Regions from separate parts of the Homo sapiens genome. Here region 1 is linked to region 2. The links are chromatin loops, found by intact Hi-C in ENCODE. Cell type or tissue: ascending aorta. All regions are shown on one strand. Each heading gives the region's core, and the rest is flanking DNA. Links, peaks and the distances in the headings are about the cores only.

Evidence for each region. Hi-C counts contacts between places; a loop is a spot of excess contacts. Peaks named below come from ENCODE experiments on the same cell type or tissue, not always from the same donor. Only the 100,000 strongest peaks of a DNase experiment are listed, where the experiment ranks them.
Region 1: a loop joins it to region 2, with 5 times the contacts of the local background. A loop is called at or near these places in 1 of 110 quality-filtered maps.

Annotation. Positions count from the first base shown.
Region 1 is chr6:84,092,233-84,097,619 of GRCh38, reverse strand. It overlaps a transcript of MRAP2 not described here. Among named protein-coding and RNA genes, the nearest start is that of MRAP2, 61 kb to the right of the region's middle. In ascending aorta, for the core only: no CTCF peak of the experiment used is centred there; no DNase peak of the experiment used is centred there; H3K27ac peaks cover 1,645 bases.
Region 2 is chr6:83,983,409-83,988,795 of GRCh38, reverse strand. No RefSeq gene overlaps it. Among named protein-coding and RNA genes, the nearest start is that of LINC02857, 35 kb to the left of the region's middle. In ascending aorta, for the core only: a CTCF peak has its summit at 3,217; no DNase peak of the experiment used is centred there; H3K27ac peaks cover 5,000 bases.

The DNA.
Region 1 (5,387 bases), core at 64-5,063, 110 kb before region 2:
GGAAATGATGGACAAAATAGATGAAAAGACAAAGATTTTCACCAGAGAAATATACTAAATACATTTTTAAGAAGGATCAAACAGGTATTCTAATACTGAATAAATAACATGTTTCCAGTTCTGGAAACACAGTGAACTGAGATAATTTGAATCCCTCTTAAATAAAACTTTTAGTAATGTTGGATAAAATACAACAACAAAAGTAATATAGAGCTAAGCATGAAGGAAAGTGAAGTTTCCAGGTGACAAAAATAAAGAGGAAACTTAAAGCCACAATCGTAAGCTTGTGAGCTGACAACACAGTGCCCTGAAAAGAGTGGGCTCGTATCTATTCAGGAAAAGGGCTCATCCCAGATGTAATGACTCTTGGCTTACTAAGACCACCCTGCCCTACCCCACCACACACACACATATAAAAGTTATTGGAAGGGCTGCTTCTGTGATGGGCAGGAGAGTAGGACATAGATCATGTAGAGCTTTCAGGTCATCATAAGGACTGTGGCTTTTTCACTGCATGAAATGGGAAGCCATTGAAGGATTTTGAACAGAGAAGTAACCCGACTTATGATATTTAAAGGATCACTTAGACCTCTCTGTTGAAAGTTCTCATAGTAGGCTTACAAAAATTAATTTAGGACAGGGGTAGCTTAGTGCCTAATAAATGTCACCTGTTATTGTTTGTAATGCATGCTGCTAGTGCCCACACAGGGTCCTTTACTAGCCAATGCCTGTTCCCAGCTGCTAGGGATGTTAACCAGCACCTTCTTCTCTCAAGAATTACCCTTGATCAAAGCAGAAGCCATCTTACCCTGACTGGCTTGGGGCAACAAAAGATCATGCCCCTGCCTCAGGATGGGACTGATTCTGTAGTGCAATTTGTGCCCCAGAACTTCCTGTGAGATCAGAATGTGGCCAGTCTGCAGCTGAGATGACATTCTTGGTGGCTTTTCCCCTGCTCTAACTGCTTCCATCATTCCCCTTCTTATAGCTCACCTACAATAAATCTTTTCAGGCTTTTATGGAACACAACCTATGACACTGTTGTTATCATAATTATCTCTGAATTTATTATTTCTTTAATGCAAGTCATTCGCATACATTTCACTTGAAGTCAAAGGCTGGTGCTTTCAAACTCACACTGGTAGGTCATAGGGTCTGTGGGTACTGTGTGGGCCAACTTGTACTACACTTACACTTGACACTATTCTGCTATCTAATGAGGTGTTTTTGGAATGAAGTCGAACAACATTTGTGTTAAATTTTTAACATTTGTCTTTATTAATTTTATCATAAATGTATACCCAAGGTTATCTGGGTAGGTTCAGATTCTCATTATTCATTTTAAAAGCCATCCATAACCACATGGTCCCTCACGTCCCAATTCTACCCCTGAAGTAACATTGCAAACTAGGTTAAAATCTCCTATACATACAACATCTGTATCCTAGACGAGGGATGGAGAAAAACAGAGTTTCTCTGTTTATATACAGGATAAAGAGGCAAAACATGAGGAAGAAAAAACTTTACTCCATAGAGAACAGGTGGAAAAGATCCTAGAAATGTAAATACCTCTCTCTCCAGTATGGATTTTATGAACTATGTTTCCTTAAAATGTACACACATTCTTCCCAAGGCAGGCGTATTTCTCTGGAGACCTCTCACTAGGTATACAGTTGCAGATGAACTTCCCAAGGATTGTTCTTAGCTGAGGATCCCAAGTTTTCTGCAAAATTTATTCAAAAGCTCCAACTCCATAGAAAGACAAGAATATTTTCTCTGTGCCACTCACACACATCTGCCTCGAGAATCAGCACAAGCTGCCAACTCAACACCTCTGATCACAGGCTGCCTGAAGTCGCCTCTCTCAATATATCTAAAAGCCTGGCCTAGACATAAAGACTTTCTATTTCTACTACACATCTTTTCTGGGTGACAGGATGGATTATTGTTCTACCAATAATAGACAATTTTTCAGTAGGTAATAAAATAGCTCACATACACAGTATATATTTTGGCAAAGTCTTGGCAGCTTTCAGAAGGGAAAAAATCCATTGAATTTAACCTGAGGTGGTTGTATATCTCTAAAAGAGAAATTCAGGCATTTAAAAAGTCACCTGCATTCTTTTCACAACTTCTTCAAAGTTGCCTCTTTTTCAAAAATCCCCAGTGACTTATGCAATATACTCTTTGATCATTTTAGGTTTGGGAGGCAGTTTCCAAAGGCCTCTCAGGTTTCTGCATGTAAAGTGAGCAGGGGAAAACTGACAGCCTTTGTCTCAGCTGTCTATTCAACAATGTTTGCAAAGTGAACAGCCTTGGAAGATGGAGATAGTGTCTCCCTCTGGAGCATAGAGCAGGTTTATTTACTATCCAGCATAACAAAGATAATATCTCCTTCTGAGGTAAAGGCCAGGGAGGTTTGCTTGCAACCCATTGTCAAAACACAGGGTTCCCCTAAGCTCAGGGTTCCTCAGCCATGATGCCAACCCACTGTGTGCACAGCATCTCCTTGAGCCCTTGCTTCTCCACACTGTGAGACCTGGAGGCAAGAGGAACTATATTAATTTCTATTGCTGTTGTAAAAAAACAAAACACAACTAAAAATGTGGAGTTGGCAATGGGCAGTGGCTGGTAGAATATTGAAGAACATGATATAAACTGACTAGATTGCCTTGAGTAGCCTGTTAGTAGGAATATGGATGTGAACAACTCTAAGTGAGGACTCAGAGGGAAGTGCTGAGCATGATAGAAAAAAAATTATCTGGCCAGGTGCGGTGGTGCGCACCTGTAGTCCCAGCTACTTGGGAGGCTGAGGCAGGAGAATCGTTTGAACCCAGGAGGCGGGGGTTGCAGTGAGCCGAGATCACGCCACTGCACTCCAGCCTGGCAACAGAGTGAGACTCCATGTCAAAAAAAAAAAATTATCTTATGAACTATCTAAATCATCATGAACAGACTATTGGTAGAAATATGGATACTAAAGGTACTGCAGATGAAAATTAAAATGGAAATGAGGAACATGTTATTGGAAACTGGAGAAAAGGAGATCCTTGTTACATAGCAGCAGAAAGCTTAGGTGAATTGTGCCCTGCAATTATGTAGAAAGCAAAATCTGTAAATAATAAAGTTGAATATTTAGCTGAGAGGATTTCCAAGCAAAATGTTAAAGATGAGGCCTGGTTTCTTCTTGCTACTGATAGTAAAATGCAAGAGGAAAGAAAAATGGAGGGAAGAACTTTAAGTGAAGAGGAATCAGGATTGATGATTTGGGAAATTCTCAGCCAATTATATTGCAAAAACACTAAAATTAGGAGATTCATCATCAGGAAAGCATGCTCTGGAGAGAAAGCCAAGGACTGTGACTAGGCAACCTTTGCTATTGTCTCAAAAGAAACAAAAAGAGTATTAAATCACACGGGGGGCTCTCTGAAAAAATTAGGAGTGTGACTCATGGATCATTTTATCCATTTAAGTACTAACTAGGAATAGAGATAGGGTTATTCAGGAGTGATCCACAGAAGAGCCTCTTGCCTAATGTAGTAAGTTTCTGTGATATATCCAGGAGACACCCTAGTTCTTGAAAATGTTATACCAGCAGAAACACTGCCAACTTTGAGACAGCCAGGCTGGTTCGTTTTCTGTTTTGGAGTGGTTTAGAGAAAAAGAACAAAAGCTCCTTACTCAAGTTGTAGCTTACCTAACTTCCAGCCAATCAGCAAAAGAAGATCCAAGAAGCTGTTAACCGCAAGTTCCTGCTTTAAGGGATTAGGGACTTCCCTGAGGCCCCATATGCATACTTAGACTTAAACTTCAACTCATAGCTACCCCTTCCTCATTTTAATGCTAAAAGTCACTAAGTCACTACCAGGGGTGGAGATTTAAAATGTATTGTGACATGTGATGTACAAAGAAGCATGTGAAGCCACTGCCCAAGCGCTAGAGAAACTCCTCCTATACATGCCCTGATAAAACACTTATCTATGGAAAGGCCCTGTAAAACTGACTCACATACTACCCTCAGGGAGCAGCCTGCCCTTTTCCTTGTGCAGTGCTGACTTCCTTGTGTACAAGCTAAAATAAAGCTTTCTCTTTCTCTTTGCTGTTATGTCTGGTGATCTGTATTTCCATCCTGGAAGATTACAAGAACCCAGGGTGCTGATTACATCTCATGGCACTCCAGATAGAACCCTCATTTTAGGGTCCTGTGGGAGCAAATGGCACAGCCCAGACGACAGAGATGGCTGACCAGGCACAAACCAAGGCAGCTGCACCATTGTTTCACCCTGGTGCCTCGGTGAGTCAAGTTCCTACATAGGATAAGTCCCCATTCCCTTTTTCTTTCTCTCTCTCTATTTTTCTTGCCCTATTCTCTCTCTTTCTCTTTGCTCCTATGTTTGGTGATCTCTCTTGATGTCTATACTGGAAGATTACAAGAACCCAGGGCACTGATAACAACTTCAACTGAAATGGACAGAGTGAGGGCAAGATAAATGAAGGCTATCAGACTCCCAAAATTCTACATGCAGAAAAAAAGGCTGATAAAACTACTCAGCTAAAAACACATTGTACCTTTCAAGAAAAAGAAAAGATGATTCCAAGAGTGGAGCTTCAGGCCCAGAGAATGTAGCCAGAAGTCACAAAAGACTATTTCCAGGCCTTGCAGCTTAACAGTTTTCCCAGTTTGAAGGATTTGTTATTTTGGGGACTGATGATTCATTTTTTCCTTCCATTTTCTCCTTTTTGGAATGGGAATACGGTTGATCCTTGAACAACATAGGGTTGAACTGCACGTGTCCACTTGTATGCAGATTTTTTTTCAACCAAATGGGGATTGAAAATACAGTATTCTTGGGATGCGAAACCCACCTATACGGAGAGCTAATTTTCATATACACGGGTTCTGCAGGACCTACTGTGGAACTTAAGTATGCTAGGATTTTGGTGTATACAGGGGGCCTGGAACCAATCCCCTGCATATACTGAAAGACAACTATTAGTAACTAGTATCTTATGTCGGTCACATCATTGTATTTTGGGAGAAAATAACTTATTTTCTAGTTTTACAGGTCCACAGATGGAGAGTTTTTCCCCAGGATGAATCATACCCAGGATCTCACTAATACTGAAATTAGATGGTTAAGATAATAAGATTTGGGACTTTTAAGCTGATAAGATTTAGGTAATACATGTGACTTTGAATTGATTCTATAATGAATTGAGACTGTGGAGTATATTGGGATGGGGTGTATGTATTGTGCATATAGAATGGATATAAACCTTTGGGGCCAAAGGGAAGACTAGCAGGCTAATGGTTCCCCAAGCATGTCCACATCCTAATCCCTGAAACCTGTCAATATGTAGCCTTATGTGGCAAAAGGCACACACTT
Region 2 (5,387 bases), core at 317-5,316:
AGGCTGTGTTCATGTTTATTAGTATCAACTGCAGACTAAATCTTATGTGCAGACTCCAGGGATCAGTCTCTGTTAAATGCATTGTCTCTTCTTTTAGTGTAGTTACTGTAAGGATCATTAGACAGAGCAGCAGTAGCCTGGGGACTGTAAGCAATGGACTGGGAGAAAATAAAGGTTGACACTCAAAAGTCTATTGAAGGTACATTCATTGCCCCCAAAATTGCTTAAACCTACAAAATGTAAAGCCAGATTCAACTGAATGTGGCTGCTTAGCAATCTCAAAATCATTTTGGAAACAGTTGGGGTACACATTAGGATTCTTCAGAGAAACAGAACTACTAGAGGGGTGGAGAGAAGAGGAGAGAGAGAGAGAGACTGCACGCCTGGCTTTTTCACATTCTTGTATTTGCTCCCCAGTCTGTCCTCAGCCCTGACCATCAAAATTCTACTTCCTGACAAAGCAGCTCAAATACCAAATCCATCCAAAATCTTTACAAATGTTCAAATCTAAAATAACATGTTATTCATCTGTGTTTCCCACAAGAATAGGTTTCTTAATGATTCTACAAAACAAAAATGAAAAACATTCTCCCTTATACCTAGACCTTTTAAAATGCATTCTTCTGGATGTGAGCATCTTGAGGACAGGGAGCATCCCTACATCTTCACAGCATAGGCACTCACATATTCAATTCATTGCAGAGCTAGAGAAACAGGGAAGTAGAACAATTTCTCAAGGTCACCCCACAGGACAAGAATACTTAGAGATAAGGCAAAGTCTTGTTGTAATTATCCACCCCCCACCTACTCCTGCACTCTGCCATCTGGGGTCACCTCATACCCACCTGTACATCCAGGCTGCATGATTCTGGCCTTAGCTGAATGAATATAAGGGGTGCAAAATCAATTTATTAGCTCAGCCTGAGTTCAGCTAACTTTGCTCTTGCCTTGGACTCATAAGTCCAGACCTTGAAGGGCTAGATTTTCTGTCCTTCAGCACACGCCCTCATAGCTGAGGTGAAACAATTATGAGCTTATAAGAGTTTCACAAGACCACGGCTTTGGGTAGAGACTGAAGCTGTGGGCTCAGGAGTCAAGAGATCTGGATATGAGTTCTAAATGTTACTCCCACCAGCTAAGGAACTTGGTTAATTATGCGACTTCCCCTAGCATCTATTTCCCCATTGGCAAAGTAAGAATTATTAATACAATGCAGTTTGTAAGTTTTAGTGAGGAAGACATGAGATGCAGTTTATGAAAGCGCTTTACAACATTGCTACAGATCTCAGTTATTCTTGAGAACAGGTCCCCCATGGACTTCTCACTCCAGCCCTTCTGTTCCAGAAACACTTTAAATGAGGGGCCTGGTCTCAATACACCAACCTTCAACTAGGGCCAGATTACGGTCTTTATATAAACTAATGTAAGTGTAGGGAATTATAACACAACATTCTTATATTTCCTAGGACAATAGCTTTGAGGATATTTTTGAAACAGAACATTCTTTCAATAGGATACTCAAGGCCCCTGTTTTGCTGCCCCAAGGACATTGTGGGATCAGCCTAGTGGTGAGCCAGCATGGCCTTCTTCTGGCTTTAATGACCTGAGGCCTGGCTTTCTCCTGACTGGATCAGCTGAAGCCCCCATCCCTGATTACCCTGGTCTGACTCACTTGTTCTAGAAATGATGAGGTAGGGGAAAAGATCAGCAAATGGCATGGTCTAGATGGAAAGACAGTTCTTACCTTGACATCAGTCATTTGAGACAGGGCGAGCCAGCCAGGTGAGATGAGGGCAGATGGCTCATACTTAGAGTAACTCTGGTTGAGTGAGGCAGAACTGTTTTCTCTAGGTGAGATCTGAGAGTTGGGTATGCATCTTCTGTGCCAGAAGGCACGATCAGCTATTCCAATTCAGAAAAGTTATGCTTTGCTACTTACCCTTCCTCTCCTCTCTTGCCTTATTTCTCATGACTGGAGCATTTTAGCAGATGGGAACACTGGATCCTCCATGTACCTGGCCTTACTGCCTTTACAGAGCTCCACCAATCCCTTCACTCCTACGGCCTTAACTCCTCTTACCCATTGATATAGTTTGGATCTGCGTCTCCACCCAAATTTCACCTTGAATTGTAATAATCGCCACTGTCAAAGCCAGGACCACGTGGAGATAATTGAATCATGGTGGACGTTCTTCCTGTGCTATTCTTGTGATAGTGAGTCCTCATGAGATACGATAGTTTTATAAGGGGCCTCCCCCTTCGCTCGACACTCATTCTCTCTCCTGCCACCCTGTGAGGAGGTGCCTTCTGCCATGGTTGTAAGTTTCCTGAGGCCTCCTCAGCCATGTGGAACTTTATAAATTACCCAGTCTCAGGTATGCCCTTATAGCAGCGTGAGAACAGATTAATATATCCATTTATACCCAGTCTGAAAGAGCTTTCAGATAACCTTGCCTCAAGGTAAAGCTAACCTTTATAACTTAAGCTTCAGTTCCTCTTCCAGGAATCCTGTTATGATTCCTTAATATGGAGTGAGGGATTCTGTCTCTACCTCTCATATCACTTTTGCACATTTCTAATGTAGCATTTATTATGATGCACCATAATTGCTGGTCTATTTATCTGCATGCCTAATTACACTAAGAACTTTTTCATTAAAATAAAAAATTCCATTACACTGAGGGATGGAACTATTACCCCAGAGTAGGCTCAGAGGACATCAGGAATTCTAAGTCACCAAAGAGATCAAATTGATGGGTGACAATACAGACATATATAAACAAGCTCTTCCAAATACTTCATATTACTTAGGTGCTTGCCAATGCTGGAGAAAGGGAAATCCATATTATCTGTGGGTCTTGACTTCATGTGGATAGGGGGTTCATCAGCTTGGCAAAGTGCCAAATGCTAAAAGAAATCAGCCTATGGACTATGATTTAGAAATAAATTATGTAGATAGTCATTGCTTTCTTATTTTCTTTTCACTTGCCTGCCATGCTGTAATTTAGCATTTATGAGCTCTGCAGTGAATCAGTGTTTTAAGAAAATAGAAGATCCTTTTTCTCTTGACTCTAAGGTTACCTAGAAATTTGTTATGCAATAAAAACAACATTAACATTCTCTGAAAATATTCCCTTGGAACATACCTTCTAGGGCTCTCCAAAAGCTCCAAAGAAGGGTTTCAAAATTTTTCCTTTAAAGAACAACTTGAGTCTAGCACCTCTCAGAGGAAATGCCAGCCTCAATTTTTCTTGGCTTAATTTCATTTCAAAAATAGTACACTTTCTTCTTCCTCCTCTCAAGCTCTGCTCCCTAGTCCTAGGAATAAAAGGAGTCGCAGCAAAGCAGCTGCATTTCATAGATAACAAAGGTAAGAGCAAAAGTAATGATATTGAAGACAAAAGTACATTAGAGAGAAATGACAAAACCAGAGACTAATTCTTTAAAAAATGCTAATAACTAAAACTTTGAAAGTATTGATGAATGAGAGGAGAGAGAGAGAGAGAGCAGGTAAACAGTAGAAATAAAAAAATGGCTTTAACTGCATATATAGAAAGAATACCAAAAATAAAACAATGTGAACAAATTTTTTGCCAATAAATTAGAAAAGTTAGACTAAATTAACCATTTTCTAGGTAACATGTTAGCAAAAATGATTCAAAGAAAAAGTCACAGAACCAAATAGACTTAAAAATATTAAATATAATCTATAAAGGAATTTTAAAAACTGCTCTTGGGTTCGGAGAAGAGGGCTGAAACAGTTTTACAAGTGAGATCTACCAACTGTTAATGGAGCAGATTCCTGTCATGTAGGAATTATACCTTAGATTCTTATGCTGGAATGTCATAGATATGTGTTTCTCATCTTCATTGGGCCTCATCTTCCATCTATCAAGGTATAAGTTTATCCATGGATAAGGCTGGCTTATACATTCTGTCCTAGAAATGTGTTCTAGATCTTCTCTAGGACAAGGAGGGACCTTCTACTCTATGGTGGAACACACAGATCCTAGAAGAGACCAGGTTTGGGTTTTTTTTCCCCTGTTAACAAACAAACAAACAAACAAACAAACAAACAGGAGAAACAGGAGGAAAAAACCCAAAACCTGGTCTCTTCTAGGATCTGTGTGTTTCCTTAAAGTCTTAGTTTGATTATGTCACGGGTAGTATGAGTGACTCCATTTTGGTTTGGTCTGCTCTGTTGGGGCCTTGTGCATGAGTTCAGTCAAAAACAATGGCCTCCCATAATTTTGTTAAAAAACTCCCCTTTTTGGTCAGGTTCTCACTTAGGTGAGAGTGTGACCAAAACTTAGGGCTTTTGTGTCACTCTTAGTTACTACCATTTTGGGTTTCTGGTCTCAGCATGTCATTTATAGGTTACAGTGCCCTCAGGGTCACACATTTCTTTCAGCTCTTGTCATTCCAGTTGGAGAGACCATTTGACTTTCTAGAGATGGCTGCATGCAAAAATTTAAATCTTTTAAGAGAATACAGTATATCAGGGAGACTACTATCATGAATATCGGAGCATAACACGAAGAGTTACCCAAGATCCCCATATCCAAACCACCTAAAATTAAATAGATCAAAGAATAAGCTAGATAAAGGGTCTGCCTACTTAACTAAGCAGTCTCTTCATTAATCCCCTACAGCTGAATCTCTGTAATACCTGATGTGATGTATTTCTCCACAGGCCACAAGTGCCAGCAGCTGCACAGACACTTCTCTGTTTAGCCAGTAAGTAATCTACAGCAATTCCATTATTTAGCATAACTTTCACAAGAGAATTTAAAGTCTGTTTTGCAACCATAGCCTTTACAATAGAATCTGCTATAGAGCTTATTATGAGGGATAAATTTCTAGTCACTGTCTCTTTTACCCCAAACCATGGTGGAAAAGGACCTAATAAATAATGCCCTTCTAGAAGAGTGAAGGCCTCCTGGCATTGTTCTCTTTAACCCATGATGTGGGTTAAGAAGAATGAACAAATGTGTTATTTCTGACTATGAGGCCACATATGTACCTTTAAAATTTCTTACCTTCATTGCGCCTCATCTTCCATCTATCAAGGTATAAGCTTATCCATGTATAAGGCTGGCTTCAAAATCCTTCACAAATCAAAGTATACACAATTAGTACACACAACAGACCCCCTTTTCACTTCTATTGTTCATAGAGGCATAAGCAAGGGAAAAATATTCAAAGTAAGAGTCTCATGATAGTAGAGAAGTCTTGATGCATGATCTTGGGAAAAAGCTGTTCATATCAAGGATGCAATCTTCTTCTGGGTAGAAACTTCCTTGGTTAGCTTTACCTTAAGGGTTCTAATGGGTATAGTTCCAAGGGTGTAGATGAAGCCGTCTCAGTTGTGAAATTATTAGCCCAAG